5 separate regions of the Mus musculus genome follow, and regions 2, 3, 4 and 5 are each linked to region 1. Evidence: chromatin loops called from intact Hi-C (ENCODE). Cell type or tissue: heart. All regions are shown on one strand.

What was found. A loop is a pair of places that touch in the nucleus more often than their neighbours do. Peaks named below come from ENCODE experiments on the same cell type or tissue, not always from the same donor. Only the 100,000 strongest peaks of a DNase experiment are listed, where the experiment ranks them.
Region 2: it touches region 1 in a loop (4-fold over the local background); 18 of 42 quality-filtered maps call a loop at or near these places.
Region 3: it touches region 1 in a loop (5-fold over the local background); 29 of 42 quality-filtered maps call a loop at or near these places.
Region 4: it touches region 1 in a loop (2.1-fold over the local background); 4 of 42 quality-filtered maps call a loop at or near these places.
Region 5: it touches region 1 in a loop (5-fold over the local background); 16 of 42 quality-filtered maps call a loop at or near these places.

Annotation. Positions count from the first base shown.
Region 1 is chr1:54,923,914-54,928,913 of GRCm38, forward strand. It overlaps Ankrd44 (ankyrin repeat domain 44), which reads right to left and starts at 2,474. Exons shown (of 28, transcript NM_001081433.3): 1 at 2,227-2,474. The coding sequence starts at 2,253. In heart, a CTCF peak has its summit at 2,558; DNase peaks (open chromatin) are centred at 1,768 and 2,498; H3K4me3 peaks cover 2,633 bases; H3K27ac peaks cover 1,598 bases.
Region 2 is chr1:54,664,091-54,669,090 of GRCm38, forward strand. It overlaps Ankrd44 (ankyrin repeat domain 44), which reads right to left. Exons shown (of 28, transcript NM_001081433.3): 18 at 3,282-3,483. Among named protein-coding and RNA genes, the nearest start is that of 4930444A19Rik, 15 kb to the right of the region's middle. In heart, a CTCF peak has its summit at 2,083 (motif pointing right); no DNase peak of the experiment used is centred here.
Region 3 is chr1:54,832,931-54,837,930 of GRCm38, forward strand. All of the region lies in intron 1 of Ankrd44 (ankyrin repeat domain 44), which reads right to left. Among named protein-coding and RNA genes, the nearest start is that of Ankrd44, 91 kb to the right of the region's middle. In heart, no CTCF peak of the experiment used is centred here; DNase peaks (open chromatin) are centred at 2,931 and 4,921.
Region 4 is chr1:54,977,554-54,982,553 of GRCm38, forward strand. No RefSeq gene overlaps it. Among named protein-coding and RNA genes, the nearest start is that of Sf3b1, 47 kb to the right of the region's middle. In heart, a CTCF peak has its summit at 1,890; no DNase peak of the experiment used is centred here.
Region 5 is chr1:54,754,635-54,759,634 of GRCm38, forward strand. The region is part of intron 8 of Ankrd44 (ankyrin repeat domain 44); the gene reads right to left. The region is part of intron 3 of 4930444A19Rik (a long non-coding RNA gene); the gene reads left to right. Among named protein-coding and RNA genes, the nearest start is that of 4930444A19Rik, 76 kb to the left of the region's middle. In heart, a CTCF peak has its summit at 1,291; no DNase peak of the experiment used is centred here.

The DNA.
Region 1 (5,000 bases):
GAAGGATGAGGAGATGGTCACAGCATCCCTGGGGAGAGAGCAAGCTGATCCACCTCAAGCTGAAGCAGGGATTCCATGCAGGTGCCTCCCCACCCACAGTGATGGGGCAAAGCTCTTCTGGGAGGAGTTTAATCCACAGGTTGTTAGCATGAGTAGCTGAGGTTAAAAGCCAACTTCTAAGAAGTAAGATTCAAACAAAAAGTAAGACTATATAAGGCAAGAAGAACACACTTCCTGGACCTAAAGAAACACAGAAACCATCCTTGCTCACCACTGCACCCCACCCCACCCTACCACCACCACACCCCATCTTCCTCTGGCTTTGTCCCAAGATAGACTGGTGGTTTTTAGGTGTTCCTGGATCACAGAACTCCTTGGCTCTTTCTATATGTCAGGAGATGGAGTCAAATGAAGGTTTTACCTCTTTCTCCCCTGATGGCAAGTGAAGTTTACAAACAGAACAAAGCGGGTGTGTTTAGAAAGATTTCCAAAGACAAACATCTTTGAAACCCTTGCTCTGAGAAGCCGGAGAATAACTTTCTGTGCCCCCAAAGCCCAGTGATACCCCCTTCACCAGGGCTGGGGTGTTTGGGGGAAGAAGCTCCTTCATGCCCTGCCTCACCACATCTGCTGAAAGGAAGAAGAGATATCTCAGGGCCTCCAGAGCAGCCTGGGAGGTGGACACCGCCAGCAGACAGCTGAGGCTCCTGAGGAAGACTCTTGCTTTTCCCAGTCAGCTGTTTTACTTAGAAAATAAGGAACTCGGGATAAATGATTAGCATCTTTCTAAGTAAAATTCTACACCGAATGCTTTCCTATGTCTAACATACCAATGCCTACTAGCACCGTGTTGTTCTACTCGACTCTGCAGACTTAGGAATTAACAAAGTAGGGGAATGTGTACCATCATCGTTGACAGGACTCTGGACACAATACAGCATAAGACTTAAAATAAGCAGATGTCTAACAGTTGGCAAAAATTGGAAACAAAGGGTAGAGAAAATCCTAATATCAATTTACAAGCACTTTAAATGCTCAGTAGCCAACGAGGAGGGACAGGTTCACACAATTAACAGCTGCTCTCCCTGCTAAATTTAACAGAGTTTTTAACTCAGTGACTTCTGAACCAAGGCGGGGAGGGGAAGAAAGCGGGGCTGTAAATACTTAAGGAAAGCAAGCTGAAGTAAATTTAATCTAAAGGGGCAAAACAAACCATTGTGGCTCACTACCGCAAAGGTTGCATTTAAGTTGCAGAATATTCTGGCTGAATTCTAACTAGCAAGACGCCAGATGCAACCTATTAAGAAGTTGGAGGTGCTTAATAGAGGGGACTGGCCTGTTTGACACCATGTATCAAAGTCAAGATCGCCTCTTCGCTTACCAGGCCCCCAAAACAATGTTCATTTCAGTGTAGATGCATAAACCGGGACGTTTCCCCCCTTTTCATGTAAAGAATTGTGAGGTTTTGTTTTGTTTTGTTTTGTGTTTCAGGCAATTTAGTTGGACTTCCCGTGTGTGTCAATGTCCAGACCTGTAGCAAAGACTGTCAATCGGATTCAATAAATAATTTCATGGCTTCAAGCTGAACTCTGGGGCTGCCGGGTGTGATGTCTCCGTCAAAAAAGCAACAAAGCTGAGGGGCACCAGCGCCTGCGAGCTCAGCCTGGGACCTGACTCCATCTCCTATTCGGAGACCTGGGCCGAGAGCTCGCGTCTCTCTGCACCCTCAATCCCACATCCCACACCCAGCCCCTGGGCAACTAAAGAGGAAGTCGGGGTGTCCTATCCAACCGATGAAGATAGCCTATTGCACGGGAGCGGGGATCCCGGCCAGTCTCTTGCCTGACGCGGGAGAGGTCTGGGGAAGCGGGGCTGCGAGGCTGAGATCCTCTCTCCCGCCGTCCACCTTCCTCCTCCTGAGCCCACGGGCAGCCTTCCCCCGAGCACCCCCAGGCTGACTGCTCCTGAGTGCACGACGCAGTCCGAGGCTCCCCTCTCCCGGTGCGGCTGCGACCCGCGTTCCCCGCGTCCGGCGGCCACTCCCGCATCTCGCCGACCCTCTCCGGCCGCGAACGCGCACTTGCGACGGCCCAGGGCGGAGACTGCGCGGGAGCCGAGCCCCGCGGCAGGCCGTGCACGCTCAAAGGCTGCGCGTAAACAGCCCGGGGCGCGCTCCGCTCGCTCGGCGCCCGCCGCGCCCCCTTCTCCGCTCCCCGCCGCCCCTACCTGCTCGCAGAGTTTGAGCACTGCCATTCTTCCTTTCCCGCGCGCGCGCACATACAGCTCTCCGCTCCGCAGATGTCAACGCCGGGAGCCCGGGGACGCGGAAGGGACGGCCCGGGAAAGCTCCAGGAGCTGGGCTCGCGAAGGTGACAGCCCCGCCACTGCTCGGCCGCCGCCGCCTGCCTCTCAGAGCCCAGCCCCGGCTCGCGGGAGTCGCAGCCCGGCCCGCCCGCCTTTATACAGGAAGTGCCGGCCGCTGCCAGCCGGGCCGCCACTGACATCACCGCGCGCTGCCTCGCGCCGCCCGGGCCGACGCTGCCTCCTGCCGCCCGCGGCGGCTCCTCGCAGCCCTCGGCCCCGGCGCCCTCCCACACCTGCACCCCGCTCCGCCAGGAGCCAGCCGAAAGGGGAGGGGGCCTGACGCTGACCCTCCCCAGCAATCCCACCCACGCGCACGCCACCGATGGGCAATCCCTCGCCGACACACCCCAGGGGTCCAGAAAGCTTGCTACTCACAGGCCACCAACTTTCACCCTGCAGACTGTGTCACACCCCCTTTCCCTAAACCTCTTCCCTAATCAGATTGCTCCGGCGCTCCGAATTTCTGCCACCTAGGCGCTGGGCTGACAGTCTCTTTGTTTAATATAAGGAGGCCATGGATGCGTTGTTGAGTCCAGGGTTTCTCTAAACATATAGCGGTGGGAACGGGAGCTGTGACCCTCCGGTCACCTCCTAGTTAAACCACACACTACCCTAACTTGGTAGCCTAGGCTTGGGACTGAAGGTGAAACTGAGTAGGAAAAAAAGAGTCCTACTAAATTACTGCATTAAATAAGTCCTAGCTGATTTATTCCTACAAGAGTAAGTTGCATGCTGCCCACTTTCCACCCTACACACACAGAAGACAGCTGTCCGACAGATTAGGCTTCTAATACAGAGGTAGCAATCCGTAGTAAGTGTTGGTATTTCTGCGATCTGGAAAAGCACTTATAAATTCCGGCAGTGACTGGGCATGGAGAGAAATGGAGCATAAGCAGGTAAGATATTCTGCTGGCTAGTTTTTACCTCTACTTGACACGGGCTACAGTCATTTGAGAAGAGGGAGCCTCAGGTTTGTTTGTTTGTTTGTTTGTTTGTTTGTTTGTTTTTTAAAAAGGCTCCCACCAGATTGACCCGTGAGCAAGCTGGTAGGGGCATTAAGAAAATTAATTAAGAAAAACTGATGATTAATGTGGTCGGGGTCAGCTCTCTGTGAGTTGTGTCACCCTGGGTAGGGGTAATCTTGGGTGTATAATAAAGCAGACTGAGCAAGCCATGAGCACCAAGCCAGTAAGCAGCACTTCTTCCTGGCATGTGCTTCAGTTCCTGCTTCCAGGTTCCTGCCTTGCGTTACTGCCCTGTCTTCCTTCAGTGATGAACTGTGATGTGGAAGCGGAAGTACAAACAAATTCTTTCTTCCTCAAGTTGTTTTTGGTCACTTTTCCTTTTTTTGTCACACTAGAGCCCGTAAGTAAGACAGGTGCCTACTCTCAAAGGGCACTCATATAAACCAGATAGGCATTGCAGATTAATATAATTCCAAACCGAAATAAAGGATCATAAGGAGAAGTATTTAGGAAGCAAAAGACCAGACTAAGCTGGGCGTGGTGGCGCATGCCTTTAATCCCAGCACTCGGGAGACAGAGGCAGGCAGATTTCTGAGCTCGAGGCCAGCCTGGTCTACAAAGTGAGTTCCAGGACAGCCAGGGCTACACAGAGAAACCCTGTCTCAAAAAAACAAAACAAAACAAAACAAACAACAACAAAAAAAAAAGACCAGACTAGACCAGTGGCTAAGGGCAGGCTTCCTGAAAGAGGGGAAAGCTGAGACCTAGAGAAGAAAGTTAAGCAGGGAAGTGAGAGATAGCCCACACCCAAGAAGCCACTGGTACCCCTAGCAGGACCTTCGGGACTGTTGAACAACAAATCAGAACTACAAAGGGCCTGGTTAAGATCAAATGCCTGCCCCACACCTGCCTCTATAGTTCACTCACAAACCAGCTGTAGGTTTCTTCTTCCCCATTGTCAGTGCCTCAACGAAGATCTCATAGGAGAAGGGAGCTCCAGCAGTCAGGTAGCATCCTGGCCTTTATCCTCAACCCACTCTGGCTGGTGAAGCAGCTAAATCCCAAAGCTACTCCTACCTATCCTAGACACTGTGATTCTACTCCTGCAGTAAAGGGGGCCCAAGGAAGCACCATCCAGGGTCTCTGCGGCCACCAGTGAGAAGCAGACACACATACTCCAAAGTTGCTGCTCCTAAGACCCTTCTCGGTGGCTTGCTGCTTGTGTGAAGCACCTCTTCATGCTGCCTTTCATCAACTTACTAGTATCTTACATAGATTTGTAAGCAAATGGACAGGGAATTCCCTGGCTAGATATAAGCATATTTATAAAGAGAGATAAAAAATTATGTACGTTGACAGATTCACTCAAGATCTGCTTTAGGTCACCGTGGACATGCATATGCATGAGTTCTTGAGTCAGAGTCAGTCCCCCTACCCCCCTACCCCCTCTTTTTCTGAGTTAGTCTCTTGCTATAATGCTGGCAATCTGGCCTTGAACTCTCTCTCCTCCTATTTCTACATCCCAAGTGTGAGCCGCCACAGCAGGCTGTAACCCTACCAGACATTTCCTCTCATAGAAATAATTAATAGTGCTTTAGCATTGCCTTCACTTTCCTGAATGGAAATTCAAGCATAACATTATCTACTTACACAAATTTATTTTAAAATTCA
Region 2 (5,000 bases), 260 kb before region 1:
CTGCTAATGGACTGTCCTGGCTTCCAGTTCAAGATGGCCCAGGTGGCTCAGGGAAACCCTGTATCCCCCCTTTCTTTTTATCCATACACTTCCATCTTTGCCTTCCCCTTTCTGTTTTCGGAATTTTTTAAGCTCACTGTCCTTTCTTATCTCCCTGTAGAGGGCTGGTAAGTGTCCCCGCCTGCTGTCAGTCCACTCTACTTCCATATAACCATCCTGTGTCTAGCCCATCTCCAGCTCTTTCTAAAAAAGGAGAAGAGAATAGGGATGAGAGGAAGAGAGAGAGAGAGAGAGAGAGAGAGAGAGAGAGAGAGAGAGAGAGAGAGAGAGAGAAACAGAGTGGTGACCACTCTTGTAGATCAGTGAAGTCTAAGTTCCATATTCCACCTACAGTTCTCATTGGTTAGTGGCGGCTGAACATAGAACACCAAAGCAGAAGAGTGAGCATAGCCTGGGTGGTCCCTCTTTACCAGCACGGGAGCTCTGTGGTGGTGGTGATCCTCAAACTGCAGCCTTGCCCTTGCAGGGTCTTAAGAGTGCTGCAGCAGGTGCAGTTGCTGTCCCTTCTCTTCCTGCTGGGTGAGGACCCAGAGATCTTCAGGTCCCTCATTAGGGCTGCTGAGCCTTACCTGCCCCAGCTACCCCGCAGTAGGCAGGAAGTGTCCTGTAACCCCAATGCCGTCTCTGCCTCATGGGGCTGAGGGCGAGTACCAGGGTGTGTGTGCCCTGTGCATAACTGAATGTGCTCCTTTAGGAGGTGGGGCCCCAAAACGGATGCTGGGAAGCAGATCTCATGGGGTGGATGGTAAACTCCTCCTCTATGATAAAGCATGTCCCCTGGTGTCCTGAGGAGAACCTTTGCAAGGCCTTACAGCTGTCAAGGGATCCACTCAGGAGATAAGGTGAGGATGGCTATCCTTAACATGCTGGCCATGGCTTACTCTCTGAGCAATGCACACCCCACAAAGAACACCAGACTTCCCTCGCTCTGGATACAGCGAGAGAACTGAATGGATACAATGAGGTTGTGTTGAGAAAGGTTCCTCTCGGAGCTGTTTTACAGTCATTTTAATTGCTGGCCAGTCATTAAAGAATGGTAATTTAACTTCCACGGTTTTCTGGAACAACGTTTATTAGAATTAGCTCACATTCATGGACACCATTCAAATGCACAGCAGGAACAACGCCATGCTGTTCAGCTCCTTTTCAGCATCCACTGATACATACATACTGGGAGGACATATGATGGATTGGAGTTCCAGGCCACATCCTAGCAAGGCTACCTCTGCTATCATTCTCAAAATTATACAAAAGCCTGTTATCTTGTTGAAATTTGCAGGGAGTTTAATGTATCCCCAAAAGGAAAAGATTGGCATAGGGCTGACAGCTAAATCCTCTCATCAATGGCTCAAGGAATGGAATCAACAGGACTTGGCTTTTCTTTCTGTATCAATTTGATATATTTGATATTCTTTAATGCTCACAATCATTCCAAGGACATTTCAATTTTGGCTAAACATAAGAAAAAAACCATCTCGGTTCACATTGGTCAACCGGTGCGCCACAAGTCATCTCCAGAGAGGCTTTTGTTCTTTGCTTAGCTGTCTGAATTGAGCTCACAGCCCTAAGGAAAACTTAGGGACCCCCCTCCCCAACACACACAAGAGTAGCAACCTCAGTTCTCCTTGGGTTCCCATGTACTGTATCCCCGCCCCCTAATGCCTTCTAGAAGAAAGATATTAGCATTGTTAGCTGTCCCCTGCCAGATCCAGCTCTCTGGGAGACTGGGTCAGTCTCTGACAGCCGTTTTTGACACTGCTCAAAGCCACAACTGTCAGTGTTTATCTGTGCTAAAACCTCCAGTGTTCATTCTGGCTGCCCCTCCTCACAGCACTGAGGGTCTCGACCAAAGGAACAGGCTTCCAAGTGAACTGAAAAAGAAAAAATCCAGCTAAGCTGATCCTCGAATCCCAGGGGGAAGCTTCTGCCCAGCAGACATTTTGTGGAGAACAGTTAAATGACAGCCTGTCTTTTAAATAGATGGCATGAGAGAAATCAAGAGTGAATCTACTTGACCACTAGAGGGAACCCTTGGACCACACCTACATCACAGTGGCAAATGGGTGAGGATGGCCCTTCATTATTCACCAGTTTTGTTTTGTTTTGGTTTGGTTTTTTTTTTTTTGTTTTTTTTTTTAATTTATTCACAAGTTTCAAAGGCAGCCTTCCACAATCGATCCAGGCCATTTGCAATTGTTAGGAATTACATAGTAACAAAGTGAGTTTCTGGCTTAATAATAGGCAACCACTCTTTAAAATGAGTAAATTTGATTTGACAATCATACCAAGGAAAGCATGCCCTAAGAAGCAAAAATACTGGTGGAAACAAAAATGTATAATTGGCCACCCCAGCCATTACTGACCTTTTCCTGGCAATAATTCTTTCTAGACAGTCAGGCAACAGGTAGGCTTCCTCTATTTTTGTATGGTGTGACTTGGAAGTTAAGAGATATAGATAGAAATGTGCTTCTTTTTTTTCTTTACAAATAATTAATTACATTTGTATTTATATTGTCGTGCATTTGTCATGGTAAGCATGTAAAGGCCCAAGGACACCTTGAGGGGAGTCAGTTCTCTCTTCTGCCATGTGGGTCACGTTGATCAAACTCAGGCCGTAGCCTTGCAACAAGAACTTTCACCCCCCACCCCACCCCCTCAGGATCTCATCAGTTCCGACAGAAATGTATCTAACTGTCTAGCATCCCTAGAAAACAGTCAACTAATGAGAATCATGCAAGTCTCTTAGAAATGTGTTCTCATTCCTTCACTTCCTCTACAAGGCCACGCCCACTTTCTGCTCTCTTTTGAAAAATGTCATATTCCATCCTTCTCAAAGGTTACCAGAATGGAATCGTCTGAGCCAAAAGGTACTCGGGCTTTAGCAGGGCCAGAGATTCCCCCAACTTGCCTTCATATATGTGTATATATCCCTTCATATGTAGTGCAGAAACATTCCAGAAAAGCCCCATCCCTTGTTGACTGATGTGCACATGTTAAGGGTTTCTGTTTTGATATCAGATGCGTCAAGGGTCAAAGTGAAAACTGAATAAAGCAGTGTGCAGGTTGATAGAAGGATGTGTTTATTAGCTCCTTGTCTGCTAGCCCCTTTGCAAAACAGTCCTAATGATGCCATTAATGCCTGTGAAGCCACCTTGACACATTTTACCCTTTTATTTAACTCTGTACATGAGTTGTAAAACTCAGGAATACACAAGACCTACCTGAAGCATGAAGTGGAGTTCTTTTGGTGACATTGTCCTTTACAAAGATGGATGCGCCCTGGTTAACAAGTGCCTCCACACATTCTGTGTGTCCCTTGAAAGCAGCTAGGTACAGAGCTGTCCGGCCTTTCTCATCCCTGATGTCCAGGTCCACTAGGGACTGGAGAAGGACCTCCAAGGCTTGGTGATGCCCATTGTATGCCTGCAAAAGAGAAAGCCACAAATCGAATCCTTACTTGCCTCAAATCCCACAACAACCCACCTGAGGTGCTGAGCCTCCTGAGTCACAAACTCCAAAGATCCCCTTGTAACAACACTTGGGATGGAATCTAAAGCCCACACACTGAGGTTAGGCAGAAACACTAGTTCATGAACCTCTGGTTGCAAGTAAATGCCTTTGTGTTTTTTTTTTCCCTTGTCAACTAATTTGCTCAAAGGCATTACATCCATCAGTATACATTTATTAGATCTACAATCTAAAAATCTAATTTAGACAAATGGCTGTGTGAATTACATGCTCATCTCTCAGGAGAGTCCTAAACAAATCAATGGACACTACAAAAAGATTTTCAGGAATCTTTTCTGTTAATAAAACTAGGGGAAAAATTACTGGAAACATTGGGGACTCTTAATTCAATCTACAAATGCAAATCTTCCCTCACAGCTCATCATGTGACTAACCATGAGGGTGTAGGTGACTTTCTTAATTGTACTTAGAGTTTTGTATCCTCATCTATAAAATGAGAGCAATAAAAGCTGCCTCCTGGGGCTGCCACAAAGATGAAGAGAGATAATTGCAGTGGCTTTGCACAAGATCTGATATGCAATGGAAGCTGTTCTCTTCCCTGTTATTTCTTCCACTGATCATAACGAAGCCACTGAACCAGTTAGGGAAATGCAGGACATGGGCGAGGGCCAAGTTCAGATCTCTTATGAGGTCCTAGGCTATGTAGCACTAAAAACAAGATAGACAGTCTGAGACTTTTAATTTAGTCTACAAAGGGAAAAAATATTAGTCACATGCCTACAATACATAAGCAAAGGATCTTGAAAATAAAAGAGAGTAAGAGGTAAGGTTGTCTAGGGGGAAGTGGGTCAGAGAGATGAGAGAGAAATAGGAAAATTCTGCCTTAGGTGGCTTCAGACGTCCTTTGCCATTTGCAATTTTCTCTGTACTGCTCCTCAAGGATCCATGTATTTGCAAAAGATTTAGCACGAAGGACTATTTTCTTAATATAAAAAGAACTTTTGTAAATGGTTTTGAAAACTAGGAAAGTGTGCAAAAGACCCAAAAATGCAGTTCACAGAGATAACAGAAGTGTAAAATGCCAACAGATATTCAAAACACTATGTAAAATGTTTATAGTGCTATTTTGTAATTACCTGGGCAATGAATGAAGAGTTTGGCCAGGTCCCTAATATCATTAAAACTGTGAGTGGGGAGGAAGACAGGGGAAGCAATCCTAGACACTCTGATGGGCATATAGGTTGCTATGACATTTGCGGAGCGTAATAAGAAAGTGTCCAAAAGAGGTTTTTAAGAAACTACATTGCAGGAAATATATTTAGCATGGCCTCATTTATATAAAAAGAAAATGTATGTGTGTATATTTATATTTGTGTGTACTTCTATAGTCACAGGAAAAATTCAGAAGGATACCAGAGAAACCAATAATAGTGGTCACTTCTAGAACTAAGGGGTATTAAGCTATATGTGTA
Region 3 (5,000 bases), 91 kb before region 1:
GATAGTAATTTGTTATCCTATCAATGTACAGGTGGTATATAAAGGGAAGGAAGGGAATTAAATGGTCCACTTCAGCTTTAAGAAAGTTCTTAGAGAGAAGCAGACACACATACACACACACACACAAACACACACACACACAACCATGAACACACCAAAAAAAAAAAAAAAGGTAAAGTAAATGAAAGAAAAAGATCAAACAGTATTGTTTAAACCCCACTTTTCTACTGAGCCATGAGGGCCCATTGTTTCCGGAACTAGGAAGAGACCATATGGATAAATCCTAGGTTTGAGAGTGTCATTTTCATCATTTGAAAACACAATTAGAGAACAAAGGGATAACTCAATTGGTAAAGTCGATGCCACACAGGCACGAGGACCCGAGTTCAGATCTCCAGCACTCATGAAAAACAGGCACAGTGCTGGAGGCGGGGCACAGAGACGGGGAGATCCACCAAGCCACTGGCCAGCCCACCTAGCTCAATGGAGGAGGTCCATGCCCAGTGAGAAACCCTTCCTCAAAAAATAAGGTGGAGGCCAGTGTGATAGCACAGCTCTGTGAGTTCAAGGTCAACCTGGTCTGCATAGTGAGTTCTCAGACAGCCAGGGCTTCATAACAAAATGAAAATAATGAGGTGGAGAGTGATAAGGAAATCACTGGACATCGACCTCTGTCCTCCACAGGCACTTGCCTCCACACATACAAACATGAGCACATACATGCACCACACATCAACATAGAAACAACAACAACAACAAAAAAAAAACACAATTCAATCCTTCTCTCAATTCTGCCATCCAATTAAGAACAAAGTCCGGGGCTGGAGAAGGTGCTTCATTCTGGGTTCAGTCAGAGCAGCTGGCAGGGGGGGGGAAACAAACTGATAAGCTTGAGTCTAGGGGCGTATCTCCTTGGTAGATTATTAACCTAGCATGCATGAGGGTCTAATCAATATAACGACAACAAAATTCATGTGCTCTATGGAAACCACTAATTAGACTTCTGCTGAGCCCACGTGGCCTTCCTGTGGTTAGCTGCAAGCTTTTTTCAATCTAAGCAGCCTTTGGATGAGAAGCAGGGGAGAGGGGCTCCCTGAGACCAAGACCAAGCCAGGGGTAATAAATCCAAACACATCTAGAAGTTGCCCTAGCATTGTGCTCCACATCCCTGGTGTGCTGCCTGCCTTTCTCTGATGAGATCCTGTGGCTAAAGACCTCAAATGTAAAAAAGCGAGCATCTTGTATTCCGATCAGGAAAGGATGCTGGGATCAATCAATAGCCACTAGCATTGGTATTCCTAAACATCTGCCTATGCTTGAGCATTCTGGGCACAGGGCATCACCGAGGAAGGATGGGGGCATGGTATTGGTACCTAATCGCTGACACACCAATACTCTGGCCACATAAAACCACCAGCTTATGTGAGTAACCTGGAACACTTCACTAAGAAACGGGCAGAGCTTGCATTTTTGCAAAGGGATAATAAAATTTGCTCAAGTCACTTGGTTTAATGAACAGAACGTGCAGTGTTCTCACCAGCAGGCCCAGATATGGGATGTCCAGATATGGGATGTCCAGATATGGGATGTCCAGATATGGGATGTCCAGATATGGGATGTCCAGATATGGGATGTCCAGATATGGGATGTCCAGATATGGGATGTCCAGATATGGGATGTCCAGATATGGGATGTCCAGATATGGGATGTCCAGATATGGGATGTCCAGATATGTGATGTCCAGATATGGGATGCCCAGATATGTGATGTCCAGATATGGGATGTCCAGATATGGGATGTCCAGATATGGGATGTCCAGATATGGGATGTCCAGATATGGGCTCTGTTGAGTGCTTCCCGACTGTAGATCATCTTACCTGGGGAGCTCCCCCCATCATAAGATGATGATGATCATGAAAATCAAAGCTGTCTCCCTAAGTACTGTAAGACCCAGACGGAATACACTCAGTCCTTATGAGCATAATTCGTAATTATGGAGTGAGGCAGTCAGCGTTTGAAAACGGCTCTCAGCTGGGTGTGGTGGCTCACACTGGGAACCCGGTACTTGGGTTATGCAGGGAGGTGGGAGGAGAAGATCATGAGTTTCAGATCAGTGTGGAAAGCAGCAAGTACCCATCTCTTAATTAATAATTAATTAATTAGGAAAGGCTGGACTCAGTAAAAGGATAACTTCATCATCAGAACCCACATTTGTAAAAGAAAGAAAGAAAAAAAAAGCAAGTCCTGATGAGTCACCATTGTCACCCCAGTGCTTAGGCCAGAGCTTAGCCTGCCTCATCTACTCAGAGAGCTCCAAGACCCTGTTTCTGGAAAAAAAAAAAAAAAAAAAAGAGGGGGAGAGACAGTGCTTGAGGAATGGTACCAACATCATCCTTTAGTCTATGCCCTCGTACACACATAAACACATACACACATACACACACATAGGCACATACACCCACATGTGCACACACATACACACTTATACACACATGCACATACACATATACATATGCGCAAACATACACACATATGCACACACACAGACACACATATAAATGTGAACCCACACACATGAACCACACAGGAAGGAAGGAAAGAAGGGAGGGAGGGAATGTGGAGAGAAAGAGTTTCTATGGCACATGTTACAAAGTCAGTGTTTATAATATTTCCAGGTATTTACCAGAAAGAAAAAGAAAATACATAAAATCCCAAGTTATAGTAAGAAGTCCTCTACTTAAGTAGAATGAAAAATGAAGCATGTTTAATCAGAAACTGGGTAAATTATCACCTAACCTCTTCAAAATGGAAACAACACAGAGGCAGCGGCTCGGCAGTGGGTTCTGAGGACCAAGTCCCAAGCTGGGGGACAGTCACATGCTTTGCTGCTCCTCTGCTCTCCTGATGCTCCTCCACTCTGCTCTGCTCTCTAAGGACACTCATCTTCCCCAGAGGACAGACAGCCCAAGATAACATGAAGTCCAGATACGTCAACTCTCCTACTAGCTACTGAAGAACATGAAAGGAGAAGCTGGGCAAAAAGAAATGTTGAAACCACAGATCAGTTAAACTGAACCCTGAGGCAAGACTGATTTTCCTGACCGATGATTGCTCTTTTACCACAGTAGGGAGACTGCTGCTGTAAAGCCAGTTGACTGGGAGTCTCCCAAGCAGAGTCTCCTCATCTCTAAGATGAGCTAATAGTAGCCATTTTACAAGACACACTCGACAACTGCATACAAGGCCAGAGGCCTAGTGTTCCCGCCATGAAGTCAAGGGTCCTTTCTGATTTGGAGGTAAAAAGCTCAAATGTTTTTACAGTGAGTTTCCTTGTGACCATCCTACAAACTGGATGAATAGATTTCCTCTAAGACTGTAGAGTAAGAGCTAGTGAGATGGCTGAGTGGGTAAAAAGGCTTGCCAGGCAAGCCAGAAGACCTGAATTTGAGTTTAATCCCTGGAATCCGTGACTGAAGGACTCCCAAAGCTGTTCTCTGATTTCCATGCACATATATACATACACACACACAATGATAAGAATTTTATTGTACACATTTATATGTAATGTTATATATTATGTTATTAATATACTCTACATTTCATATAATATATAATGTTATTATGATATACTATTATTATTATTATTAAGTAAAATAATACAACTGTAGGACAACCATCAGATTAGGGCCCTAATCCATGCAACAGCAGCTCTGAGGCAGAAGGGCTGCCCCTGCTAGGAGAGAGCAGAAATCCAACAGCCTGAATTCATCTCAGCTGCACTGGAAAAACCTCAAGAATATCACACAGCTCTTCTGTATGAACTCTAACTCAAAAAGCCACATAATAGAAACTTACTAACAAAATACACCACCTCTCTTTGACCAAGCTGTGTCATAGTGCACAGATGATTATGAGCAAAGAATATTACATACATGCATGAAAATGGTGGGCCCATTCTTTTATAGATTTAACATATGCTGACTTTGAAATGTGCTGTGTATTTATTTATCCCTGCTTGATAGAACTGGGAACTGATCTTACTGCTGAAGGTTAGCAAACAAACGTGTAGTTAGGCCGCCTTTGGTGATCTCTTGGTTACAGAGGAAATGACCTCCCTGTTTGGACCTCTGAAGAGTCAAACAGTTTATCTGCGAGTGAGAACTGAATCGAAAGATTTATGATCTCCTAATGCTGCCCAGTCAGAGGCTTCTCTCACAGGCCACGCAAATGAGGCATGAATGACGTAATAGCTATGATAGCCTAAGACCAATCCAGCCTCAGTTTCTACATACTCCCATCTTGTTTTACTTTTATTTTTGCTTGGGGGTGTTAATTTGTTTTTTGAGACAAGACCTTGCTACATATAACTCAGGCTGGTCTAGAACTTACTATGTAACCCAGGTTGGCCTACTGCTCTCAATAGAACTCTTACATACTATGATTATGGGTGTGAGCCACTGTGCCCAAATACTAAATACCTAGTAGCCTACAAAGCATTACCAAATGGAGGATACAGTCTCTATGATGCATGGATAGTCACACTACACAGTAGTACAGATTTTATTTCTTTTTTGTGGGGGTAGTGTGAGACAAGGTTTATTTGTGTAGCCTTGGCTATCCTAGAACTAGTTCTGTAGACCAGGCTAGCCTCAAACTCACAGAGATCTGCCTGCCCCTGCCCCTGCCCCTGCCTCCCGAATGCTGGGATTAAAGGCATGTATCCACTACCACCAAACCTGATATGACTACTCTTTAAAAGCTAACACTGAAACACAATGTCAGAAAACAAAATAGAGGAAGGGAGACTTTTGAGGATATGTGTCACCAAAAAGCTGGAGAGCAGGCTGTAAGGTGAGGTCTGTGACGGGTGGGCTAAGAATAGAGCTCTCAAAGGAATTGGGTGGAAGAGTAAGTGGCTGGCCGGGAGAAGCACTGAGCCAGCAAAAGGAGTTCTAACCTAATCTTCGGACAAACAGGAACTCAGGTCTTGAGCAAGAGAA
Region 4 (5,000 bases), 54 kb after region 1:
TCACGAGTCCTTGGTCCAGTACCCAGAAATCATGAAATGTTTAGTTTGACCTCTCTTCCAGAGGAATTTTAATATAACCACCAAACTCATAACCACACTCATTCTGATAAATAAAACAATTCAAAGTAAATAAAGCAATCTAAGCAAATATTAACTGATGAGACTGTGTTCTGCTTTCTCCTGCCCTGCCCTTCGTGAGATCAAGGCCTGCATTACTTATTTAATATCTCTGTCTACTTAACATATAAACCTGTTTTCAGGCTCTCTCTTATATAATTCTCAAGGCCTAAATTTCTACTGTCTGAGATAGGCTAGGCGACCTACCCCCTGCCTTTGATCTAATTTTGTTGTTGTTTTGAGACAGGGTTTCTTTGTGTAGACCTGGCTGTCCTGGAACTCACTCTGTAGACCAGGCTGGCCTCAAACTCAGAAATCCGCCTGCACTGCCTCCCAAGTGCTGGGATTAAAGGAGTGTGCCACCATTGCCTGGCTTTTTTTTTTTTTAAGATTTATTTATTTATTATATGTAAATACACTGTAGCTATTTTCAGATACACCAGAAGAAGGCATCAGTTCTTGTTACAGATGGTTGTGAGCCACCATGTAGTTGCTGGGATTTGAACTCAGGATCTTCAGAAGAGCAGTCAGTGCTCTTAACCGCTAAGCCACCTCTCCAGCCTGATCTAATTTTTAAAGATCCAATGCCTCAATATTTTTATTTCTCTGTAAGTAACTTCAATTAAATTCCCGCTACTTACTATATAAGCCTATTTCCAGGCTTTATTTTTTGTCATATTAGGCAAAGAAATCCCAAGAATCCCATGAGTAGTCCACGTTCAAAGATAAATTGTCCTGGCAAGATTTTTATAGATCTTTAAGGCATCTGCTCACTCATTCTCCCTAACTTCTCTCTTCTGTGGAGCTTAATGTTTGCTGGATCTACCAACTGGCTCTCTACCTCTCCTCTTAAACTATATCAGTTCTGAACTGCAGGAAGAAACCCTCATGTGCTTCTGGCAAAATCTGTATTCCCTTGTATCCTCAAAAACTATTAAATCAAAATTTAAAAATGCATCCTTTGATTACTTGCTTGTAGGAAATAGGCAGGTTTTGTCTGTCTCTCTCTCTCTCTCACTGCCTTCCTCCTGACTACACAGCATATACATCATACCTGCTGCCAAAATACTCATCCATGTAAAATACAAATAAATATTTTTAATTTTTAAATCAATATACAGCAAAAAGGGGACCTTTATCCTGAAAGAAGCAGAGTGAAATGTTGGGGAAAAAAACAAAAAACATCAGCTCTTGGAGCCAAACAGCTCACGTGTGAATCCGGGCTCCCTCGCCTAAAAGGTGTGTGATGTTGTCTGTTCTTGTTTTGTTTTGTTTTTCGAGACAGGGTTTCTCTGTGTAGCCCTAACTGTCCTGGAACTCACTCTGTAGACTAGGCTGACCTCAAACTCAGAAATCCGCCTGCCTCTGCCTCCCAAGTGCTGGGATTAAAGGCGTGCAACACCACTGCCCGACTTGTTGTGTGGTTCTTGAGGGCTTCAGTCACATTGGCTCTAGGCACAGAATATTACCAGTTACTGTTTGAGTTTGAAGGTTTATAAATTATGGTCAAATGGTGGCAAAAAAAAAAAGCACTCAATTTTAAAATACTTTTGTAATAAATGAGAGAAATGCTTGTTTACATTATTTTAAACAGCCTTTGTCTTTTAAAACATACATCAAGTAATTGTAAATATTCATTTAATAAAAATATACCCTTCCTAGCAGCCTTTATTCATCCATAAGGCTTGTCAGATTTCTAGGACTGTTCTCTTTTCAAATTACTCAAAGTGGGAAGTCTGTTTTCCTGGGCTTTGCTGCCCCCTTTCAGAAACTAAGTATACTACAGAAATCAGAATGTTTTGAACAAAGCTCTTCACAGTGAACTTTCACCCCTTGTGAGTTACCACCAAAGAGTTGTTTGCTTGAAAATATGTCTGCCCACTCTCATGCTTCTAATTTCTTGCACAGTTCTTGGCATCAACAATCTGTCTTGAAATAATTCAGGGGTCAGCTTTCAGATTGAGTCCCTTGGCACAGGTGCCATGGACAGGAGGATAAGCAGGGAGTCCTCCATGCTCTGTTGATATACACAGTCCACCTGAGTGAAGAGAAACCTGAGTGCAGAGTGAGGGGCAGTATGGATCGTGGGTGCTGCCATATCTTAAAAGGCTGGACCACACAGTCAAAGAAGCTTGTTGTCAAAGAACTGGCAGGAGCCAGTCAGGTGAAGAGGACCCATGAACCTTGGCATATGCCAAGGCAGGGCAGCCAGTTCAGGTAACAGCAAGAGAGGAACTGAGTTGGGCATGGTAGTGCACACCTATAATGCCAGTGCTAGAGGACTGAGGCAGAAGGATTTCCAGTTTGAAGTCAGTTGGGGCTACCTGGTAAAACCTCATCTCAAAACAGAGCATGTGTGGTCATACATGAGGTCACTGTTTCAGTCCCTGGGTTGGGTATTTTTAAAATAACTATTCTACAAGACTAAGACCAAAACTCAATTTCAGCACTTAAAATCCTGGCATACTAAATGTATCCATTGGTGATATCAGCTAGGAGTCAAGCCAGTGCCAGCTGACTACATGCCGCTTCCCAACCTCCCAGAGCCCTTTCTCCTCCAGACAGCAGGAATAAATGTCTACTTCCGAAGGCCGCTGTGAAAAGTAAATAAGCAATGGATATTTGTTCATAAATTACAAAGCATTGTCTTAGTCAAGGTATCTATTCCTGAACAAAACATCATGACCAAGAACCAAGTTGGGGAAGAAAGGGTTTATTCAGCTTACACCTCCAAAACACTGTTCATTACTAAAGGAAGTCAGGACTGAAACTCAATCAGGTCAAGAAGCAGGAGCTGATGCAGAGGCCATGGAAGGATTTTTTTTTTTTTTTACTGACTTGCTAAGCTTGCTTTCTTATAGAACCAAAGACTACCAGCCCAGCGATGGTACCACCCACAAGGGGCCCTCCCTGCTTGATCACTAATTGAGAAAATGCCTTGCAGCTGGATCTCATGGAGGCATTTCCCCAACTGAAGCTCCTTTTTTCTGTGATAACTCCAGCCCGTGTCAAGTTGACACACAAAACCAGCCAGTAAAACTGACCCCTTGTCAACTTCACAAACACATCACTATTAGGCCTCAACCCTTACTTTCGTATTCATTCCCAAGATCTAAATAACATTATAAGTCCCACAGTCTTGCATATTAAAAGTCCCATCCCTTTAAAATATCTTTTAAAATCCAAAGTCTTTTTAAAATTAGAAGTCTCTTAACTGTGGGCTCCACTAAATTACTTTCTTCAAGAGGGAAAAATATCAGGGCACAGTCACAACCAAAAGCAGACACCAACCATCCAATTCTGGAATCCAACTCACAATCTGGGCTCCTCCAAGAGCTTAGGTCATGTCTCCAGCCCTGCCCTTTGTAGCACACACATTGTCTTCTAGGCTCCAGCTGCATGTACTCCACTGTGGCTGCTGTTCTTGGTGGTCATCTCATGGTACTGGCATCTCCAAAACACTCCATGACCCCTTCAGTCCTGGGCCATCAATTGCAACTGAGGCTGCACTTTCACCAATGGCCTTCCATGGCCTCTCACAGTGCCGAGCCTCAGCTGCTCTGCATGACCCCTTCATGCCTTCAAAACCAGTACTACCTGGGTGACTCTTACACATTACCAAGTCCTGCTGCAGCAGGAGTACAACCTTGGCTATTTCTGGAACACAGCTTCTTTGTGCTCTCAGAAAACACTTCCCAGAAGATGTCAGCTCAATGATGCTGGTCTCTTCTTAATCACCGCTAATTTCTTAGCTCCAGCTAACCAGCATCAATAGTCTCAGTAATGCAAAGGTTTCACTTTAGTGGTTCTGGTTAATCACAGCTGATTCTTCAGCCTCAGCTAACCAGAACCACAAAATCTTAACAATCAAATAGCAACAGCCCTGATAAGAGTCTTTAATCTTCCCTCTGGATCTTCACAAGCCAGACCTCCATCTTCATCTTCTGCACTGTTCTCAACATTATCTTCCAAGCTCCTACACAATATCCCACAGAGCTCTTAACACTGGATGGACCTTCTAGCCCATTCCAAAGTCCAAAGCCCTTCCACGGCCCTCCCCAAAACATGATCAGGTTTGCACAGGAATTCCTCACTATGCTGATACCAATTTGTCTTAGTCAGGGTTTCTATTCCTGGACAAAACATCATGACCAAGAACCAAGTTGGGGAGGAAAGGGTTTATTCAAGCTTACACCTCCAAACTGTTCATCACTATAAAAGTCAGGACTGGAACTCAAGCAGGTCAGAGAGCAGGAGCTGATGCAGAAGCCATGGAGGGATGTTCTTTACTGGCTTGCTTCCCCTGGCTTGCTCAGCCTGCTCTCTTATAGAACCAAAAACTACCAGCCCAGAGATGGTACCACCCACAAGGGGCCCTCCCTGCATCACTAATTGAGAAAATGACCCACAGCTGGATCTCATGGAGGCATTTCCCCAACTGAAGCTCCTTTCTCTGTGATAACTCCAGCCTGTGTCAAATTGGCACACAAAACCAGCCAGTACAAGCATTAATCGTATGGAAGCCATGCTGCTGCTTATAAAATAGTTTTTTAAAATGTTTCCTTTAAGCATAAAGATCCTAACTATGATGACCTCTTTGGCTTTTTCAAAGTGGTCTCTCCTCAAACCATAAAGTCTCCTTCATCACAATAGAAACAATAAATAGAATAAAAAATAAGATTATAGCAGGATGCCGGGATATGTATAACACTATCTCAGTACCTCTCCACTTAAGATTGCCACTTACTGAGGAAAAAAATATTATGTCCATTCTATGAATTGAAAAACTGAGATGGGTGCTGGGTGTGGTGGTGCACACCTTTAATCCCAGCACTTGGGAGGCAGAGGCAGGCGGGTTTCTGAGTTCGAGGCCAGTCTGGTCT
Region 5 (5,000 bases), 170 kb before region 1:
GGTGAGCAGCAGACATGCTGCAGTGGACTGCTGCCTAGTGATGCTCAGTGTGGGGAGAAAACTTGTTAAAGGCATTTTAAACTTCTGATAGGTTTAAACTTATGATGAAAAGTTCCTCTATCTTAAGCGTTTAAGCGTTGCTTTTTAACTTTATTACATTTTACTTAATGTATGTAATGTATATGTGTGTGGATGCATATGCCACCATGTACATATGGAAGTCAGAGTGTAACTTGAGCAAGCCAGTTCTTATCTTCTATCGTGTGGTATCCAAAGTTCTAACTCGGGTCAACAAGCTTAGTGGCGGGAGCCTTTCTTCACTTGTTGAGCCAGCTTACTGTCCTCAGGAATTGTTTTAGATGGTTGTTACTGTTAGTTCCTAAATATCTGTAGAAAACCTTTTTTCAAATTCAGGTTAAAATATAAAGTGACACACATGAGTACTCCATCTTGTGATAAAATCTAAACATCTAGGCTTTAAAGTGGTTTTTAAAGTCCCCAATTGAAAGCAAATAATTGTTAAATAAGTATCTCTTAGAGGAGATCCACCCCTACCCAGGGCTCTAATTTGTGACATGAATTCTGTGCACTAACTCATACCTACTGAGTCTCAGCATCCCCATCATCTCCTCAAGCTTGCACAGTACAACTGTACCGTTAAGAGCCGTGGCTAAGAACCATGCTTTAGACTATGGGTGGTGGTGTGCTGGTTGCTGTTGTTTTGCTGTTTATTTCATTTATTTATTTGCTTTTTAGCTTTATTATATCCTATAAGTATTCCTTTGAAAAAAGGACTGTAGCTACACAAAGTCTCTGCCAACAAAAGATTCGATCACAGTGATAACTACAACCCAATTGAAGAAACAAACAATAAAGTTAAAATTTTTCTCTGGTATATGGGAGGGAAGATATTAGGACCCATATAATATTAATAGAGTCTGAATCAGCAAATATTGAAAAAGGGTAGAAGTAAGACTGACACCTTTTAAAGGAAAAGCCAGTGGGAGAAGAATATTTGTCTACAGTGCTGACCTTGGCACACTCATAGACATTTCAAAAGCCACATAATTCCAGAGTCTGGTCTGGAGTGGAGACAGTTCCAATAACTCTAATACCTGGGGACCACTCTGGAGAAATGAATACACACACACACACACACACACACACACACACACACACACACACACACACACACCAAGTAAGAGGGACAGGGACTATAGTCCAAGACTCATGGACAGTGAAGGTGGGACTTCAGAGTTAACACTGACTTGTCCGTAGGTGGTGCTGTTTCTTTAAATTTTGCTTCAGTATTAGCGCTTAGATTTAATATAAAACTGAAGTAATTATGATTTAATTAAATGTATATAAAGCTATGAATACTTCATGTTTAGGAAATATCTTGATAAATATTGAAGCAGGCACTTTCCCATGCTTGGAAAAGAGTTTGAAGTCTCTACTGAGGATTCCTCAGTTGGTAGCTGTATATAGTGCAGCTGCGAGCCAGGGCAGGCGCAGGCAATTACTAGCATATAGATTGCAAAGTCAGTCCTGAGTGGAAGACAGCAACCACCACGCTCTACCCAATGGGAGTGTCTGGGCTTTTGGTATAGGGACAGAGAAGCAGGAATGACCACAGCTGATACAATGCAGAGCTGGGCTGCCTGGTGCCGATGGCGCTCATCTCAGATCTATCCCTGCAGACTTGGCTTTGTTCGCCTACTCAGGGGTCTGGGTCATAACCAACTGTCCTCGGCTTCATGGCTGCCATTTGGAGGCCGCTGTGCTTACATGGTACGGATGTAGGGAGTATTCATTCTTTCAAAAAAATAAAAAATAAAAACCTGACAACCAAGGACATTCAAAAGGCAGTCAATGTTCCTTCTTAAGTCTTTAACATTTAGAACTCAGTATTCAAGCTGAAAGTAGAAACCCTGCTACATTTCCCTTTCTGCCTCTTCAGCCTGGGACCTGTGGTTGCTACTGTCCCCAGTACTTTGGACCAGGGCAATACTGCCTGTGTACCCGGGACAATTGTGCTCAATCCTTCTATTTGTTCAAGGCTTTGCTTTTATGGAAAAGAAATACTTTTATTAATTCCTAATATCCCTCCAATTTCTTGTGTATATTATTCCCATCAGATTTAAGACATTGGATTTTGTATTTTGAGACTTCACTTGATTAAACAAGAACCCCTTTTGTTAAGTATGGTCAAGTCCTGAGCCGTAAGAGGAAATTAGCAAGAATTATGATAACTGTGTGACAAATACTAGTACTTCATGTAGAGTAGAACCCAACACGTTCTTGAACTAAATAGAATATATAAGTTGTCTTGCCCATCACGTTCCTTGGGAGCCCATTCAGCCTTTCTTCTATACATAATGCATTCTGGGTTCATTCTCACACATCCCAAGCTTCCTCCCTCAATGGCACTGCGACTCTCTGGAGACACGACATGCTCTGTGGCATGTGGCATCCTAGAGTCACAGGAGTCAGTGCCCCATCTCAAGACAATAAGGTTGCTATGGGATCACACTAAGTCAGGATAGGGGCGTCATTATGTGAACTCAGTTACCCACGAGTGAATCCTAAGTCAGTAGGAGAGTATCTGAAAGCTGACTGGGAAAAGCCACGTGTAGTTCAGCTTGTTCTGTTTTTAACGATTCAAATACAAAATATGACACGTGTGGACTCAAATGTTCACTTTTTCTTTCCTTCCTTCCTTTCTTTACTTCCTCTCCCAAACTCCAAGGCTATGCTTCTTCTGCCGCTTCCTTCTGCCTGTTCCAGTTTGTGATAAATTCCATTTTACAAATTAGCCCCAGAACATACAGATAAGAGAACTGACACACTCAGCAGATATATGGCAGGATCCAGTCTCCTAGCTATAAATGTTCCAAAGGTCCACAGGCAGCAAGTGAACCAGACTAAATGTTAGTGACCAGGAATTGAGCAATGTGGCTGCAGCTATCTGAGATGTTTTCTATCTTTTCCACTGTGGCTTTGTATATAGTACATTCTTGAAGTCTGACTGTTGGGGGAGAGAAGCATTGAGATACTATAGAACTTATAATCTGTAATAGAGAAGAAAAATTACACATTTTTTCTTAATTGCAAATTACAAGGGAATCTTCAATAGAGTTTTATATAAAACAACATGCCTTTATTATTTTACCGAGGTTCAATAGTGAAAGGCCAAAGCTTAGGGAGATGAGATGAAGCTAGTGGAACAGGGACTGTGCCGTGCACATGGAACATACACCGTCTCCCTTTTCCACCACTCTACCGCTCATAAAGACGTCACTCAGGGTTCCATAAGTGTGGCGGAAACCCAAGTGAACACTGATGGGTGCTGGCTGCATTTCAATATGCTGTTTCTCTTAAACTTGAAAAAAAATCTTAAAAAAAAAAACCCAAACTGTCTAATAATATCCACATGCATTTTCAAAATCTAAAAGCAACATAGTACAACTTTAACTAGAAATCTACATACTGACAGGAAGACTATATTTAAGGGAAGGTGGTGGGCTCATTTAGAATGTACACTGAACCTTAAAGGAGGATCTGATGGTCACACACTCAGACCAGATAGACAGGAGATAAAGAGAGGCTGGGAAAGGTTAGATGTGCATTCAAAACCCCTCTACAGAAAGTAGATACAGTTAAACCCATCTATGGTTTTTAAGATGCCATTTCTTGCATCCTATTTATGATTAATGATCTATAAGAAAAATTAAGCATCAATGCTAAGTATATATTATTTATTCTAATGTATATGTACATGTGTGCCTAAGTGCATATATGTGCACTATATGTGTGTGTGCAGGTACCTACAGATACCAGAAGATGACATTAGAAACTCTGAAACTGGAGTCATAGGTGGCTTTAAACCCCCTGGATTTAGTTACTGGGAATCAAAACCAAGTCCTTTGTAGGAGTGTCAAGAACTATTGACTGCTGAGCCATTTCTCCAGCCCCTCTGGTCTATGGTAAAGGAGATAAGCTGACCATGTAACAAGTCCATTATCTGATTTGAACTGAGTACTGGGTAGCCAACTGGAAGAAGCAGGCAGGCATGGCAGGAGGCGGCATATCTGGGCATCAGACACAGCAAGAGCACTAAGATGCATTTTGCAAGGTATGGGGAATATCAGACAACCTGTGAGTTAACGAAGTGGAGGGTCACAAAGATGATGCCTTTATCCAATGCCCATCCTCCACCTTAGTCTGAAAGAACCCACAGATGCCCACAGGCCCGTTGTGAGCTTGTTTCTCCCCATGACTACCAGACTCTGTAAATTCTACCCCACACAAAAACTCTTTGTCACTTTGGTTTGTGTCTCCTTGGTCTCTCCCTTGCTTTAAGGCCTTCTCACCTCTCCCTGAGACCCTGCACGGGCTCCGTATATAGAATGTGGAGCTCTGAAACACTCTTCACTGGTTCTATTTTTCCCTTTCTGCATCCCTCAGACCTTCGTGAAGATATCACACTCCCTTCAGTTCTTTCTTCCCTTTCCTATCTCTTTCTCATCCTTGCTCTGTATCTTCCTTCTCCCAACCCTAAGGGTCAAGAGCTCCTTCAGACTTCCCTCAGCTTCTCCAGTCATGCTGTTATATACTCTCTCCGCAGATGACAACGGCCCCTTCCTGTCATCTTTATGTGACTGAAGCAACCTAAGTCCTATTTTTTCATATCCTTTACTGTTCTATGCTATAACATGACATTTTCCACTACTGTGTCCTCAACCTGGCTCAACATGAGGTTCTCAAAATTTAAATGCAGAACCTGTGAGATGATGGTTCAGTGGGTAAGGAAGGGTGCTCACTTCCAAGCCAGGGTACTCAAGTTCAATTCCCATAACCCACCTAATACAAGAAGAGAACTAACTCCTGCAGATTGTCCTCTGACCTCCACATGGGCGTGTGCTATGGCATAAACACTGTACCCACACACAAAATAAAAAGAGTCAGCTTGCTTCCTATGCCTACCCTTGCTCCTGGCA